Linked DNA regions of Mus musculus: regions 1 and 2 are each linked to region 3. Evidence: chromatin loops called from intact Hi-C (ENCODE). Cell type or tissue: left cerebral cortex. All regions are shown on one strand. Links, peaks and the distances in the headings refer to the core of each region. The heading gives the core; the rest is flanking DNA.

Evidence for each region. Peaks named below come from ENCODE experiments on the same cell type or tissue, not always from the same donor. Only the 100,000 strongest peaks of a DNase experiment are listed, where the experiment ranks them.
Region 1: a loop joins it to region 3, with 6 times the contacts of the local background. A loop is called at or near these places in 6 of 42 quality-filtered maps.
Region 2: it touches region 3 in a loop (6-fold over the local background); 4 of 42 quality-filtered maps call a loop at or near these places.

What each region holds. Positions count from the first base shown.
Region 1 is chr4:24,214,592-24,220,325 of GRCm38, forward strand. All of the region lies in intron 1 of Gm27243 (a long non-coding RNA gene), which reads right to left. Among named protein-coding and RNA genes, the nearest start is that of Gm27243, 210 kb to the right of the region's middle. In left cerebral cortex, for the core only: no CTCF peak of the experiment used is centred there; DNase peaks (open chromatin) are centred at 3,172, 3,724, 4,610, 4,809 and 1 more place; H3K4me3 peaks cover 407 bases; H3K27ac peaks cover 363 bases.
Region 2 is chr4:24,242,256-24,247,989 of GRCm38, forward strand. All of the region lies in intron 1 of Gm27243 (a long non-coding RNA gene), which reads right to left. Among named protein-coding and RNA genes, the nearest start is that of Gm27243, 190 kb to the right of the region's middle. In left cerebral cortex, for the core only: a CTCF peak has its summit at 3,085; DNase peaks (open chromatin) are centred at 1,341 and 3,088; H3K4me3 peaks cover 459 bases; H3K27ac peaks cover 1,101 bases.
Region 3 is chr4:22,494,776-22,500,509 of GRCm38, forward strand. No RefSeq gene overlaps it. Among named protein-coding and RNA genes, the nearest start is that of Gm30731, 7.1 kb to the left of the region's middle. In left cerebral cortex, for the core only: CTCF peaks have their summits at 2,365 and 3,836; DNase peaks (open chromatin) are centred at 372, 3,771 and 4,024; H3K4me3 peaks cover 2,267 bases; H3K27ac peaks cover 5,000 bases.

The DNA of each region.
Region 1 (5,734 bases), core at 471-5,470, 1.7 Mb after region 3:
GACACAGCAACAGCAGACCCTCTTGTGTAATGTACACCATGTAGCCCAGAGCAACAGAGCTCTTATCTATAAATTCTATCTTGCAGGGCATAAGTGGGACCACAAGAAATATCATTAACAGTCAAACAGTATCAAAAAAAGACTATTCCTGGTTATCATTTTCTCTGGTATTATGAAGAAAATAACCAATACTTGTCTGTTCTACAACACACACGTTTTTTTCTCTTAGATCCATCCAAAGCAATATGTCTACACTCTTAAGTCAGTCTCAGTTTTCCAAGCATAAATAATAATATAACTAGTAAGTAGACAGAAAACACCTAGGTTCATTTGACTCTCTTCACTTAGCATCCCTTAACAAGCTATCTAACCCTCACAAAGACTTCATTTGGCTTTGTCCAAATACTGTGACATAAATAAGAAAAACAGAGATCTGAGTTGAACCCAGAGATCAAAGTTGGGCAATCAAGACTGCATATTCTGCACAACTTCCATATTTTGAGATATTATTTCTTGGGCCCTCCAAAATGGGGGCAAGTAAACAAACAGCTTTGATTTTAGACTGAAAAAAGGGGGGATTGATTTCTTTGTTTTATTGTGTTTAATAGAATTTCATAACTATTTTTTATGGCAATCAGGAATACCAAGGTCTTGGAACAACAGCGATAGTGTAGGGGTTTGGTTCAGGCAGCTCTAATATCTCTGCATGTGGAAGGCCACCTTTAGGACTTCTAATTCATCGTCTCTATTCTGTTTATCATATCACCTATGAAAAGCCTTCTGGACAAGTATCCATGCTACAAGAAGAAGCAGATCATTTAAACATAGTGACTATTAAAAATGAGTACCAATGGAGAGTTTAAGATTTATTTAAACAGTGAAATATCAAATATAGTACACAGTTCTCCACAGATAAAATTTTAATATTGAAATTACAGTATTTAAATATTAATCCAAGCAATAAGAGAACGATATCTGTAAAAAATTAATTAATCTAAAGGGGAATCCAACTGAATACTTTAGAACTTTGAAAATAGAGAGAGTTTTGCATAATATATGTTCTGCACACCATGCCATCTATAGATATTCTATGTAGTCTTTGTAACTGTAATTCCTACACATGACCACATCAAATGTAAAACACAAAACAGTACTGAAAATGACAGGGGCAAAAACACTCAGTACTGTGAATCTGTATAGATGCACTTTATATTTTCAATACAAACAATTTACATTCCTTGTCAAATAGAGTGGAAAAATATTTTTGAATAACATGTCTTAATATTATGTTGAATATTAAGTATTTCAAAAACACTCTTTCTAGAAACTTGAGCTCATGACAACATGAAACTGGTTAGAATTCAAAGCTGAAGTACAAAAAGATTTGTTGTTATTATATGTCCAAATGCCAAATGTGGGTTTTCAGTCTACATTTTGACAGACGCTTTACTCTTCACACTTCTGCATTTCAAATGAATTCCACCTTCTTTATATATTAAAAAACATAATAAGGTTTCACCTGTAAGCACAGTGGGATTGATTATACAAGAAGCTGCATGCAGAAGCAAAAAAAAATATGCCAAAATATATTCCAGGCTTCATCACACACCTCCTGAACTATCAAATATCTTCTAGAACTGGGTATCATCCACGTACATGAAAACAATACAGATGATTTCCATCAGGGAACACAATGTTCCTTTTTCTTCCTCTGATCATTCTAGGATCTTGTTAGTGCCAACAAGTCACAGTGGGAGCAGTTTGAATACGCATCAATCTGGAAGCACTCATCACACAAATATTTATTAAAAACTAAACAACATTTACCCTGTCAGTTTGCAATTTGAATTATATAGCCCATAAAGTATTTTAAAAGAAAGAAAAGGGAAAAAAGGAAGGAAGGAAGGAAGGAAGGAAGGAAGGAAGGAAGGAAGGAAGGAAGGAAGGAAGGAAGGAAGGAAAGAAAATATTTAGGTAGTATTCAAACCTTACTGTTGCAAAATTAGTGAACTCTACTCCAACAAGGTAAATAAGGCAACCATTGAGTTCCCTTCTGTAGGGCTCAAATGAAGTGAAAGTGTGTGTGTGTGCGCTCACACACACACACACACACACACACACACACACACACACACACACACACACGTCCTGAATAACATATAAAATAACCTCTTTTTCCAATTACTCATGCTTGGGTGGCTTCCTCAAAATTTTGTGCTCCATCATCATACTGAAACTCTTGCTGGGAAGGATAAAGATAATAGCAACTCCAACGGAGAGGCCATTCACACCACTCATAAATATAGGAGAGGATTGCAGTTGTTAGAGAATGGGTGGCAGGGGCAATTTAGGGGTAAGAAAGAAAACCATTCAGTCACAAAAACCACCTCTTGCCAAAGTTGGATGCTAGATTGTAACAGAAGCTCAAACACCTATATTTATCTATAAATTCAGTTAAGAGCTGATTTGACAACTCATTTTATTAATTTAAATGTGATTTAAAAGAGCTGATAGCAAGTAAGTAACTATTTAAACAAGGTTTTAAGCTAATCAGTATAGTTTTCTTGGCAATGCCATTCTCAATAATATCTTCACAGTGTGCTGGAATGATGTGTAATTAATTAATAAGCAAAGTTTTGCTTGTCCCTTAGCATACTGAAACCAAGCTATAGCCTTGTATTATCCTTTCACCAAACACATCTTTTTACCTTATCAAATAAACATATTGGACTAGCAGAATACAAATTGATCACATTCTTCTAGTTAATAAAGATAAGTCATTGTCCCCAGCCTAACAAATAGCCATCAGTTTGAAGTGGGGGTAGAATATCCTTTTGAGTACATACAACTTTTCTACTTTTAGAGTGAGGGGGTTCTTAAAACTGCAATTATATTTGATTCATTTTGTCTATAGGATGCTAAAATATAACTAGAATGTGACAAAATTACCACCATTAAACTTCATCCGTCAATTCAGTAAGAGCATCCATTCTATAAGAAAATGAAAAGCATAAGAGAAAAAAAAAAGCACATAGCTCTCATCTTATGTAAGCTAGTGAGACTAAACCATTGTAAAATAGGACACCAGCAGATGCTGATAGCTTTCTGTGAAAGATGATTAAGTCAGCCTCTGCCACCAAGCAAGAAAAATCAAGAAGAATGAAGGTTGCTAAAATTCAGGGCCATATTTTCCTATTATAAATGTGTTGAAGACTCTAGAGTTTCCTTTTTCCAACATTTTGGAAAATATGTCACGCTGTAATCCCCCTGCCTCTCACTGTGAACGCTTACACACAGTAACAGGACGCTGATGCCATAAGAGAAAAAAAAAAATCAGGATTTTTTTTTTTACTCAAGTTGATGAAAACTAAGTGTTTTCACTTTAATTTTTATTTTATTTTTTTTTAGTAATCTTTCAGAATCACTAATGGTCTTATGATAATAATCACAGTGTATAATCTGACACAATTGCTCTTAGAGAAATTCTCAGTACAGGACTGCGGCCTCTGTGGGAGGTAAGTGTCTGAATTATCTTAAACCACTACCTGTCTTCAGCTACAATAGGAAAGCCCTTTAATCAAAATAATCCTTTTTCAAAAGAGCAACTTTTTTCCTTCTGCAATTCACTCATCTTAAAAGAGCACTATAGCTTCTGTGCATAACTTAATTCATTCTTCAAGACAAGTACAAAATTTGTCACTGACATTTAGCGCCAGCCGTAGGCAATGGATAAAATGAACTAGTTAGCAATTTAACCTGTAAAAAAACAGAGTGGGATGAACAATTTTCTGCCATCAAAGCAAATGGCTAACATTTAGCAGGATTTTATTTTTATTTTTCAGCCCATCCCATCCTCAAGAAGAAAGAAGTCAGGCTAACATTTTTTCAGGGTCCTAAATCTTCCTCTCAGTCTATTCCTTTAATGGTTTCAAGTAAATGACTATCCAGAGGATAATTAGGCACCGCGCTGTCGCATCGTGTCAGGTCACAGCTGGATTTAGTCAGCATTAACCTTTGGGGAGAATTGGAATATCAGTATCATTTAAAATTAAAGACGTGTAAGCAGGCATTTCTGGAGATGTTAGAAAAGTAATTGTCTGTAAATTGTTTGACCTTGAGATTTAATTGCATGCACAACACACACTCAAGCAAGAGCCCTATACTGTCTGCATTCTTTTACCTCCAAACCTCTCTCTCACTGTACTGGGCATATTAGCCTACCTGTGGGGTTTTTTTTCCATAAAATATTAAAGATTTAAGCCTTCAATTGAAAATTAAAAGTTTCAAGCATTGCACTGGATAGTCAAATTTTAAGCAAATAAGCTTATCACTCAGAATACGAATTTCATTGTCAAACTTTAAAAACATGCATTCTACACTCATGTTTAAAAGCTGAGTTTAAATCTCGGCCACACCTGTTTCTTTCTACTAACAAGTTTGCATATTTTGCCTTATTCCCCTTTTCCCTAATGAGACAGCTTATGCTTTCAAAGTCCCTCAAGCTAGGCAAATCTCTCCACTGCTTCCACTGTTAATAATGAAACTTTGTAATTATACAAATCCAAAGTGGCCAATCAGCTTTCCAGGCTGAGCCTTCGGGTACCTCTTAAATTATTCATGTGACACTCGGGCCTGCGAACTCACTTGCTTATATTAGAAGCCTAATTAATATTTAATCATATGTGCAGAGGCCACTTAGCACTGCACTATCCCTGAGAAAAGGGTAAATATAAATGTACATATGCCTCAATGTAAATCTCATAGTATACAAAGGGAATGCTAAGGGACTCAGCATAACCCCAGGAGACACTAAGCAGTTTTCCTGCTGTGTATCCCTCATAGAGCATGCTGCATGCTAGGTACTGTGTGCGAGACTTAGCAAAAAGAAAATCCTAGTCCCTACCCACCAGGGTGCTTGTGAATGCTTTCTTTCAAAACAGGTAAATATTGCCTTTTGAAACTCCAGATAAAGAAAGAAGAAAAGGTGGTAAGGGTCCAGGGTGTCTTTAACAAATTTTTAGAATGAATTTGGCTTTGGGTAGCATTTATTTTTCTTCTTAAGTGGCTGCAGTACTGTAAAACAGCCGTCAGAATAGCTGAGTAGATTTTTCTGGGATTTCTGTTTGCCTCCTAGAGGAAGGGCTGCCAAAATGAGCTACACATTACCTATCTTAGACTTCTTACAGATGATTGCTGATTGGTGGACTTGCCCTTTGTTGGTCTAGAAAAATAACATATGTTCTTTCAAAGACTAAGAAGAGAAAAAGCCCTGCAGCTGAACGTGGTAAACCGTAGCCTGTAAATTGGTGAAATAGGAATCTAAGAGGAAGCATTAGCTAGTGCATGAGCATGGCCATTCTGTGTTGGGCTATATTCCCATGTTACATGGCTTTAAATGTATGACCAATGGCATTTTGAAGATGCCTAGCTCCTGCCTTTGATGGCAGCTTCAATTTACTGGAAAGGGCTCCATAACCATGCCATGGTCTTTAATGTCAGTAAGAACACATTCAGAGTCAGTAAGAAGACAGCGTTTATATTTCTTTGGATAATTATATTTCTGTAGCCCCCAACACACAGCCAAAGGATTATTCTGAAACCTTTCAGCAGGTCAGTCAAGTGATGTGATGCTAAAGACATGTTTCCTGAAGGAGTAATTGGCAGTGTGATAGAGCCGACATTCAGGCACATAACGACATGCTCTGTTAACCTTAGGAGACTATCTCACTGACCA
Region 2 (5,734 bases), core at 471-5,470, 1.7 Mb after region 3:
AGCACGTTCTCTACCACTGAGTTACATTCCCAGCTCTTGTCTTTATTTTTGTATTAAGTAATCATGCTGCTTGAAGCCTAAGGTGTTTATTTTTAAAAATGGAAGCTAGGAGGTGGAGATCATTGAAGAAGGTGGGATATTTTAACATAGTCCACATAAATAACCATTTTGGAAATTATTATCTTACAACTGTACGGCTAAACACCTCAGATTAATAAGCAAATGCATATGATGCAAAGCGTCGTGCACAGCCACAGTTACAGTCGCCTCTGACAGCTACACTGTAGCAGGCACTGAGCTCCTATAAAGGGCTATTCAGTTTCCAGAATCTCTACCCCGAATTCTAAAGTGAAGCCAAAGATCATCTACCTGCACGTATAAACCTAACTCAAATTCTAAGAAAGAGTTCGAGGTCACTTCTACCTGTAAGCCATCATTTGAAGTGGATTTTTCAGCTTTGAAAAGGAAACAGACTTTGAAATACTGTTTTCACTTGCATCATTTCAAACCATGGTCATGCTAGGTTTGCGAAGTGAAAAGCCACAGTAAAGAATGAAATGCCTGACTCACCTGACTTTCTTTGCCTCTAGTATTTGATCTTTGAACCTCTCAGAAATTGATTTTGAAGAAAAAAATAACAATGTAATTCTGAAGTCTTTGTTGTACAGTAAACTTTTTAAATTCGGGTTTTTGAGCAATCAATCTGGTTATAATTTCTATTCCTACCATGATTGACATACTTAAAGCTATTGTCACTAAATATCACATCACAAGAATAATCTCCATTATTCAAAACTGGCACAAACTGATTTTTCACATATAAAGCCTCCATTTTTACAATTGAGTTAAAACCAACACACACACACACACAAATGGCTTAAGTCTCCCTGTTACAAGTGATAATGGTGTTGGGATGAACAGCTGGTCGGAAGGAAATGGGTGGTTGTTTTTTAATGCAGGTAACAACTGCAAGCCCACAAAGGAAGCCAAAAAATTTCTAACACACCAAGGAGGGAATAAAAGGAAATGTAGTATGATAACCTAGGACCAAGTACTGGTTAGTTAAATGTTACCAGTTACGTTTTTGAAGATATAAGTCTCGAATCTCTTGAAGCATCCTGCATTGTCTCTCTCTCAGCATCATCAAAAAGGTTATGTGAGACAATCAATACATGGTTACCTCCTTTAACATGTCACCACACAGCTTCCTAATCAATGCATTCCTTTCTTTCTGTCATTCTAAACAGCATTTAAGAAAGATTATTTTAAGTCTACATTATAGTCACATTACGGTTTATAAGAATCAGCAGCACTTCACTTAACCGTCAGAGAGGAGACCAACAGCCATTCTCCAGGTAGATTTATGTGGCTAGGTAGCCAAAGGGATTTGAGGTTCTATTTCTGCCAGATTTGTCATGTTTTACATGTCATGTGGGGTTTTTTATCCTAAAACCCTGTTAATACATTTTCTAGAACATTCTCATATTCTTTGTACAGATCACTCTTCTAAAATCAAACAGGAAGGCAGCAACTCTAAGCAGCTTTTAGAACCCAGGGAAATAGTCCAGATTCAGAGTACATAAATGGGTTTTAAGCCATGTTGGTTTGTTGGTTTCCTCATTACTAGAAAATAGTTTATAACTATTTTATTAACAATATTATAACATTATTAACAATGTATCTAATAGTTTTGCTCTCTCTCTCTCTCTATATATATATATATATATATATACACAAATCTAAAAGTATTCAAGTATATATGTGTACATACACACACGTGCACACACACACATATATTTCCCTCTCTCACTCACAGTTATAATGCATTTATTCATTTCAAGAATATGAGAATGCCAAACCTAAAATAATCCAGCTTAAAGTATCATCAATATATGCATATATACGTGCACACATTCTGCTACATAACTTGAGGGTGGTAGTGTTTTTCTGAGGAATTTCCATGATCTAAAAAGATGACAGACAACATCTCTGTTTTAAAACTTTTAACTACACGTTGTCATTTTTTAAGAAGCCCGACAGGCACTTCAATTCCAAACAACTTACCAAACTCCTCTTCTCTCTCTCTCTCTCTCTCTCTCTCTCTCTCTCTCTCTCTCTTATCAAGGGCCTTGATTAAGAACAGTATTTTCGCACTGTGTTTGCAGCTTTGCTCTCATATGTCAGATAATTTTTTTCATTTTCTATATTAGGTTTTGCAAATAAGATATGAAAAACTTCATCCATGATCAATTGTTCTAATTAAAACAAATACTGTATAAAGAGAATTTCTGAACAAAACACACTTGGAATTCCTTAATATATACTGATCAAATTAATATTTCTAACATATTTCACATCATCTTTTCCCTATATATATACTGAATATATAAAGTAAGTAAAATGAGGTTTGTTATAAAATAGATAAAGCATCCTTGCTTTAATATTAAAGGCAAATAAAAAGTAAATATTTATAATTATTTACTTGTTCACCATTCTTAAAATAAAAGCTAGTATATAATCATTTTAGAAAACAGCAAGTAAATGTCAAAAGAAGATAAATTGAGATGTTTTCATTAAAAACTGTAAATAAAAATATTGAACTCCAAAGTTTTTATTATAGATTGCTTTTAAATGTCTATTTTCTCTCTGAATTCAACATGATTGAATTGGGCACAATATTAAATAAAAAATAAAACATTCCTTCTGCCTCAAAGACTCCTGAATAAAGAGAAAATTATTTTTGGATTTCTCTCTTGATCAGATATGAAATACTCTGAAACGCCACCTCTATAATTTGATAAAACTTTGATATCCCCAAATGAAAATAGGACTCAGCACTTTCATTTTCCTGATGCTAAAGGAGCCTGGGTAAACTGATTTTTTTTTTTTTAATGAAAATCTCAGGCATAAAGGTGGCAGTAATGAAGCAGGCTTAAATATGCGCTGACCTTTGAAATGAACTGTGCTCCTGGTTGTTTGGTCAAAGATCTGGCTTTGTTACTGTCTCCATCTATTCCTAGCGTGCAGGATGTAGGTGTCGGAGCGGTTCTGCTCTCTGGTGGATGTTGACAGCACGGCTGCAAACACAGCAGCCCCAACAGAGACAGCCACACACCATGGACCAGAACAACTCACCACACATCTGCCAGAGTCAGAACTGCAAACACTCATTTATAGGCTCCTGAACCCGACAGCAAAACAAACTGTGAACAGGTCTGTGTTTTGCAAAAGCAGTATATTTTGGGTAATAACAAATGCTACAAGTAGGATATAAATTGGGAATATACAATATTAAGTGATTTCAAATGTGATTAAACTCTCAGCTAGCTTTCTTTAGAAGTGTATGTGCAAAGAAAGAAAGACTAAAGGTTCAAGAATCAGGCCTTGTTTTTATTTTGGCTTTTGTTTGTGTTTTCCCTTATCTAGTCTGTGTGTGTGTGTGTGTGTGTGTGTGTGTGTGTGTGTGTGTGAAGTTTGGGGAGTGGCTCTTACTATGAATCTCAGGCTAGCCAAGCACTTTAACTCACAACCTTCTTGCCTCAGATTTCCAAGAGCTAGGATAACAGGCATGTGACACCATACCCAGTGTAAGAGTATCATTTTTTAAAATTAAAGCAAAAAACAAAAGCAGTGTAATCTTAAATGATTGTTCTGGAAATGGCATTTTCTCCTCTTATTGTGATTCTTTTTCTTTTTGCTTAGGATAAACATTGCAGAGATGATTAGTTTATGTGATATTAAAGAGTGTTTTAAATGATTTCTGGGGGTTCTGAAAAACTTGATGTTATTGCCCAACCAATTTTCTTTAGCACTGGATCACATAAGAGTCAGTTTTATTAGCTATTACTTCAACGGCTTTTAGAAACCCCAGTTTTTAAAAGTAATGTGAAAAGGTACATTCCACGCAGAGAGGGGCAATGAAGCTACCACAGTTTGCTGTCTCACACTGATGTTGATGCTGTTATTTGCATAATCTATAAGCACTTGTAGGTAAAAGTGAAGTACTTTACTGGAGAGTTTAGTATATCATTTTGTATCAGGGTATAAATTCAACATCCATTGACTTAGAATTCATGTTTGCTTCAACAATAGACATTTCAAAGTGGTAAGAGACACACAATTCCTATAGTTCAAGATTTTAAGGATTTTGCAACCTTAGAAAACAGTTGTCATGTGCAAAATAAAGTGAAAGACACACATCAGTAGTCTTCAAATGTTTGAGTGTCATATAGTTGCCTTTTGGTATAAGGAAATCAAATGCTGATCTTGGGGTGGTCTTGAATAATTACTCTTGCTGGCACATTATTTTTACTTAGGTCCCCTATTTCAGACCCCTAATAGAAAAACTATAGCAAACTTGAAAAGAATACATTTTATCATAGGAGTATAAAATTTAAACATGTTGTTACGAGTAACTCCTAAACTCCTTTACTAAATGAAACATACACAGCCCTGACACACACACAATTGCGTTTGTGAGAATACACGCATACCTGTGTGTGCCCATTGCAGTAACCTGTGTGCTCAAGTGAGAAGGTCAGAAGTAGACTTTTAAGTGTCTACTCCTCTCTCTGCCTGATTTTTTATTGTTGAGATAGGATCTCTCTGAGTAGACTAGCTGGATAGTGCACCCTGAGACCTGCCTGTCTCCAACCCCTACCCTAGCACTAGGATTAGAGAAACATGCCACCAAATTCAGGCTTTTACATGGCTACTGGAGACCTGAATTCAGGTCACATACTTGAGCAACAAACACTTTAGAGCTCTTGTTCCAACTCTCTAATCTAGCAGTGTTTAACCTCAATGAAAGACTGTCTAATAATAACAAGACATATTGATTATGTGTCCAAGAAGGAGATATTTAGATATAAAATGCTGAATCTTATTGTCCAGAAAAGAATGTGCTGGGAGATTTTTAGGGTCAAGTTTATTAGAAACTATTTATGATATCTCCTATTTCATTCAATAAATTTTGGGTTCTAATGTGTATCTAAAAACAAGTCTCTAAATTAATAAATAATGCAGGTATAATTTCATTTTATTAAAAATAGTTTTTTTTCACTTAATGTGTTCTGATTATGGCTTTCCCTCGCTACTCCTCCCAGTTCCTTCCCACCTCCCCTCCCATCCAGATTCACTCCCTTTCTTTCTCTCATTAGAAATGAACAGGCCTCTAAGAGATAAAAATATAATATAATATAATATATTATAATATAATATATTATATTATAATATGGTAAAACAAAACTATCACACTGAAATTGTACACGGCAAATCAACAGTGGGAAAAGAGCCCAGGAACAGGTACAAGAAACACATAGATACAAAGACACAGTCATTCACACACTCAGGGATCCAATAAAAGCACTAAATTGGAAGGTATAATTTATACCCAAAGGACCTGTAGGATAAAAATGAGAGAAATATATATATATATATATAAAATTTAAATTTTAAAATAATCAAAAAAGTATAAAAGCGATAGAAGGACATTATGACACAAGAAAACCTTTTTAAAGAAGTGCTTTGTTGTACCTTAGTGTGCGACAGGGCATATGGCACAGTTCTTTGTGAAATAGTGTTTATCCACAGAAATGCCATCAGTGGAAGATGTATGGAAAAGCTGGTGGTCTATTAAGGGACCATGGGACAACTGCATACATTTGGTAATCTGTATGAAGCCATGGAAATGACACAGCAATAGCCCATCTGTGGCTTTAGTATATAGAGCTTA
Region 3 (5,734 bases), core at 361-5,360:
TGGATAACCCCAATTAATTTTTAATCCTGAAAAAACAAACAAACAAACAAACTTGGTGTTTCTGTTCCACAGGCTCACCATCACCTTATTCCCCCAATCTGGCTGAGAAGTTTGCTGCGGGATCTCGGGTTCTCGGCCGGGGTCCCACAGTCCTGGCCTCCTCCTGCACCCGAGATCAGCAGGGGTGTGGGGAAAGGGGCTGCAGCGGTCCGGGAGTGGAGTCCCGACCTCCAGAAGGACTGCTACGGAAGGCGTAGAAGGGGAGGGGGTCGGGTCCCTGGCTAGCGATCGCCGAGTCAGGTCCTGGCTGCTTTCCGGGAAGGAAGACAAGGGCGAGAAGCGGGAGGCCGGGCCATTGTCCAGGGAGGGCGCATTTTTGTCCTGACGCTGCTGGTTGCTATAGCGAGCAGGGAAATCCAAACAGAAGGGCTCAGTTAGCTCCCCTGGTCCTGGGAGCAGGGCTCCCTCTTCTCAGCCAAAATAAAAGTGCCGCCGAAGGCTTGGCACTTTTTACCAGAGAACCGACTGCAGCCTCCAGAAGAGGGGCCCCGGGGACCCCAGCACCGAGCTGGGGGGGGGGGGGTGAGGGGGGCGGTGTCCATTAGCAAGGAGCAGGACGATTACTGCGGGTTCTGAGAGAATGTCCACCCCTACTCTTTTCCAGTCTTATTTTGTTTGGAAAAAAAAGAAAGAAAGAAAAAAAAGAAAGAAAATCCTAAACTCTCTCAAACTCCTAATACTTTCCCTGTGGCTGAAGCCCCCTCCCCACCAGAACTGACAGCAACAAATGGCTCCGCAGGCGACTCAGAAAAGGACTAGAGAGCTCCAAAACCTACAGCCTACAAAACCTACAGGTGAAGCAGCAGCAACACCTGGGCCACAGTGCCCCCTTATAAGAGTTTCAGGATCTCTCAAAGGGAAAGTTCGCTCAAAAGTAAAGTCGATGGCCATGTAAAACTTTCACATTAAAAAAAGACTTTTATTTTGCAGTAGTTAGGGAAAAAAAAATCAACAACGAAACAAGCCCTGCTATTCAGCTTTGAAGATATTGTGAGGGGAGGCTGCAATGAAGTCTTTTTGGTTTTATTCCCGTGTGTATCGTTTCTCCAACAGTACAGCTCAGGACTGGGATAACAGTGTTTAGTTAGTAATAAACTGTTAGCTTCGGAAAATTCTGAGCTTATACTTTTTAAAGCAAGAGCCACCGTTAATGATAGGGCAGGTAAGCAGTCAGGATTTTCCTTGGTGACGTTAGCTTTCTGCAGAGAATTGGGGACTTTAACAGCCTTCTCACTGTACAGTAACGTCTAAGTTTGACATTTTCTTTCTCCTCCCTTCAGTCTCCCCTTCTCCTCTTTGTCTCTATCCTAGAAGCTTCAACTGAAAGCTAAAAGGAAAACTTTTACTTGACCGGAGGAAACCATTTTAAAGTCAAATAAATGTATCACTCTAGTTCCACTCTTTAAAATGCATCCTTTCTCTCCTAATGACAAGTTCCTTAAAATAAAAGTTTGTATAACTTTGGAAGAAGTCCCTTAATTCATAATGATATTCACATTTTAAAAAGGCTTGAAAGAAATCATGTTAATGAAGAGAACATTTGCTGTAATTTGGTGATAATTATCAGAATCACCACATATTCGCAGAGGCTTGAACAATACGTGTTCAGAGAAAAGCAAAACACATTATTTTAATAGTCTGATATGCAAACTATAGACTGTTCAATTATGTAGCTTAATAATGCATACATGATGTGATCTTGTTATTGGGATAGGAAGGTTTGCAGTGAGTCGCTCCTAATACCAAGAGTGCTCTCACATCCAGTAAAATCCATTGCCCTGGATCAGAGGCCCCTGCCAAACTGCATTTAAGAGAATAAAAATTAATGACTGAGAATTTGAGCGTTAAATTAACATTAATTATATGACCTGCATGCTAGAAAGATTAAATTTCTTACATCCTAATTAGATAACATCTCCTCATACATCAAACGAGTTCTATTTTCATTTCCAGGTTTCAGGGAGACAGAGGCAAGTGCACAGGGGTTTCCTTAACTGTGGTCATGTTTCCTTTCAGACATTCACTGGGAGAGAACCAAGACAGGAGGTCACAAGAAAGAGAGTTAAACTCATTCTGACTTTGCATTGCTGATGGTCGCTGGAGGGCAGGGAGTTTGGCAGGTGGTCCCCAGGTGGACCTGGAGCTCTAGAGGACCTTTTGTGGTAGCCAAGGACTAGAGTGTATTATCAGCTAGTCTCTCAGGTCAGCAAAACAGAACGTCCAGCCAACAAACATCGTGGCCCTTTCTTTAAGACTAGAAATCACTTAGCTTATGGTTCAACTTGTAGATGAGAGAGCACCTAGTGGTCCTCAAGGGGAAAGGGAGGGACAACTAAAAGCCAAACAATGGAGATCAGGTTCTTCTAAAGACTCTTAGAAGAGATCGGTGGTGCGCTGATATTTCCAAATACCACCTATGCTGACCACAGCACTCATGGCTGTCCAGGGCACATCAGCCTCTGCTTGACCTAGCCTCGGCCTCGGCCTCCGTGACTGCCCTCGGGTAGGGTTGGGATGGGGGAGGGCACGTCTCCAGCAGGCGAAAACCAGTTGCACATAGGGAGGGAGCAGAAAAAAGGCCAGAAAGGGGGTAGGGCACCTCCCACCTCCAGCAGATGGTTGGTGGTGGCCAGTTCATTCTCTTAGTTTCTAAATCGGGACTTGACGGTCTCAGGGCTCAGAAGAAAGCTGTCGTGCGAATCTGGTTTGGAAACAATACACAAGGAGTTAAATTCCTTTAGGTTGTGGAGTTTTCTCCTAGATACAGTGTATGGTCCGGGTCGCTCAAGTCCCAGTGCGCCTCCCAACGCCCTCACCTTCCTCAAGAACCGCAGAGGCTGCGTCAGGACAGCTGCTCTTAAGGCTGGGCGGGACCAGAGGGGCAAGATTAAAACCTCAAGGCGACCAATTCTAAGTCACTCAGAATAGAGTTTTCACGTGTCAGTGTTTCCATTCAGCTACCTTCAGGCGTCTAGGGCTAAAGGGCATGCAAGTGAGAGCGTTTCTACGCGTCCCAGTGAATGGGGGAAGGGGCGAGAGGAGAAAGTGAACAGTGGGGGAGGAGATTGGCCACCCGCCCCAGACCCCACCGGGTGGAACTGTCCCGAGAGTCCAATAGGACTTGGAAGAGGATAGGGGCCAGTGGCGGTCACTGCCTCCCCACAGACTGCTCAGAGCACGCTAGGACTTCGTAGTGGCTGGCGGAACGCCCTGTCCCGGGTGGAGTACCTTTCCAGGAAGGCAATGGGCCTGAAAGTTAGCTTCCCAGGTGGCGGCAGCGCCAGGAGATGGGATTGAAGGGGGTGTGGGGGGGGGGGGTAGGGGGTAAAGACTGTAAATTCGGCTCGAATTCCTCGCAGCAAGCGCTAGGGCGGGGCCTGGGAGAACTACCCTGGCGTTGGCGACCTAGGGCTCAGCCTCGCGCGCTGAGAGTCGCGTCACTAAGTGCTTTTGCGAGCACCCGGTTCTATAGAAAACCGACCGCCTTGGATCCTTGTGTATTCTCAAAATCTCTCCTAAGAAGTCTTTGGTGGAAAGATGCCTCTTCCCCAAACCCCGCAGACTCTCACTGCCACAGCTGCCGGGTTCGAACTTTCCAGCTCCTCTGCTCACCGGCGTAAGCTGCGGCTTCCCTGGTTGCCTCGGTTCCCCTCTCCCGGAGCAGGCGGTCTGAGAGATGCTCTGCTCGGCCAGAGGACGCCTCCGCTGTGGCGCCCTAGAGCGTGCCCGTGCCACTCCAGAAATTGCATTCAATACTAGTTCAGCATCTTCCGGGAGAGGACGCACTGTAAGAAGTCACTGGGAGGAGTCTGGGCGCTAGGTGCGTCTGCCCTTTAGAATTTACAAGGAAATGCAAAATGAATGACACTCAGGAGCGTTCCTCAAAAGACCACTCGGAAAGCCGTGCGCTAGTCTGGAGAAACACCTCTTACTTGCTCTTTGTCTACACTGGGAGCTCAAACGAACTGAAACACGCTTACACTCTGTTTACCCTTCTTGTTTTCTTAAACGAGTTTTGGGTGACTTTGGCTGGGGCCATTTGCAGCAGAGACAGACTTTGTACGCTTGCTGCAGGCCTCTTTCAAAGTTGTAGTTTAAAGAGCATTATGTAAGCCTCTCTATTTACATAAGAGCTTTAACTCAAACCGCCCAGAAAACCTTTTATCACCGAAGGAAAACCATCCAGAGCAGCAGCTAACCGAGTCTTTAGGACACGTTGAAAAACAGCAGTAGCTCATTCTTTTGGGGGGAAAAATGTTAACAAAAACTCAATAGTTTCCATTTTTATTCGGCTTGGTTTTCTATCATTTGAACATTAAACTTAATTCAGGCTGTAGAGACTTTTAGAGTATATTCATTCTTCCCCCATGTGCAGTTAGCATCTAACTGGGCCACAGAGATGATTTCCCCCCCTCCCACGCCGTTAATTCTAAATATAAGGACAAATCTTAGCAAAATCAAATCGACATTTTACCAAGGCCCCTATTTTTAAAAATATTCAGGAATATATAATGATACTGTTATCAAAGGCTAACAGCAATAAAATATTTAAAATTTAAAAACCGCTTTTACCTACATAACTTTACCTTTCCCCGCATGTAAACAGTTTTTAGCTTAAATGAGTTTCTTCCTTTCCCTCTTTTCTTTCTACCCTTTCCTTGGTCATCTGTTTGTTAAAACTTTGAGGAAGATTTTTTTTTTAATTGCTGTATGTTGTTATAATTCCCACTTAAGAAAACAATGCCTGACAAGATAGAGATCTTAGTTCTAATGAGTTCAAAACTAGGTTAGTATACAGAAAGATATTATAGAGAAAGATAGTACAGAGAAAGATCAATTCCTGGGCCCACACCACGGGAAAGCTGGTCAAGGGATCTTGTTCTATTGCTCTTGCTGCATTAGACAATGTCCCTTCTCTGTCATCAGAGAAGATCAACAAGTGCCCCATAGACCCAGTTGCTTAATTATTGATAGTAGAAGATGGAAATCCTTCCAGTGAGTTCTTAGAGACTGATATTCTTCCTGGTGAGCATTAATCAATATCCCCTCTCATCCTATAGATCAGGACACACGCCACTCTACAGCAATGTCTCCAATGAGGAACTTGTCTTGCTGGGAACTCTTGAGTCTCTTCTCACAGAACATCCCCTCTAAGATGGACTAAGGTGGTGGTATGGGAGGTGTCATTACCAAGAGAAGCAGAATGGCTGTGTCTGAACTGTTCCACCACCTGCCACTTTCTCCTTATTTTTGTCTATTACACTGGACACATAGATTCTAGGTCCTTCTTTTGTGACATTTTCAAGCAGTTAAACATATTCCTATGAATGACAGCTCACTCTCTTTTTTCCCTCTCTGATTCCCAGTCTGATAAGGTAATCAATATAAAGACATCAAAAGCTGAGATTTGCTAAATGGCATTTGCCTATTTTTCCAAAGTTTTAAAGGTTCACATTAAGGACCAAACAACAATCTCTGTAGTGCAGTTGGAGCTTCAGACTGTAGTTGGCAGATGGAAAAGATATTTTAGGCAGAAGGAGTTTGCAGCTTTCTTAAAATATAACCACATGGCCATGAGTCACCTTCTTTGTCCTCTCTTTTAAGACCAGCTCTCTACCTCTGTGAGCTACTAAGATATGACACTTCTATTGCAAAATTTGTGCCATTGAATTTG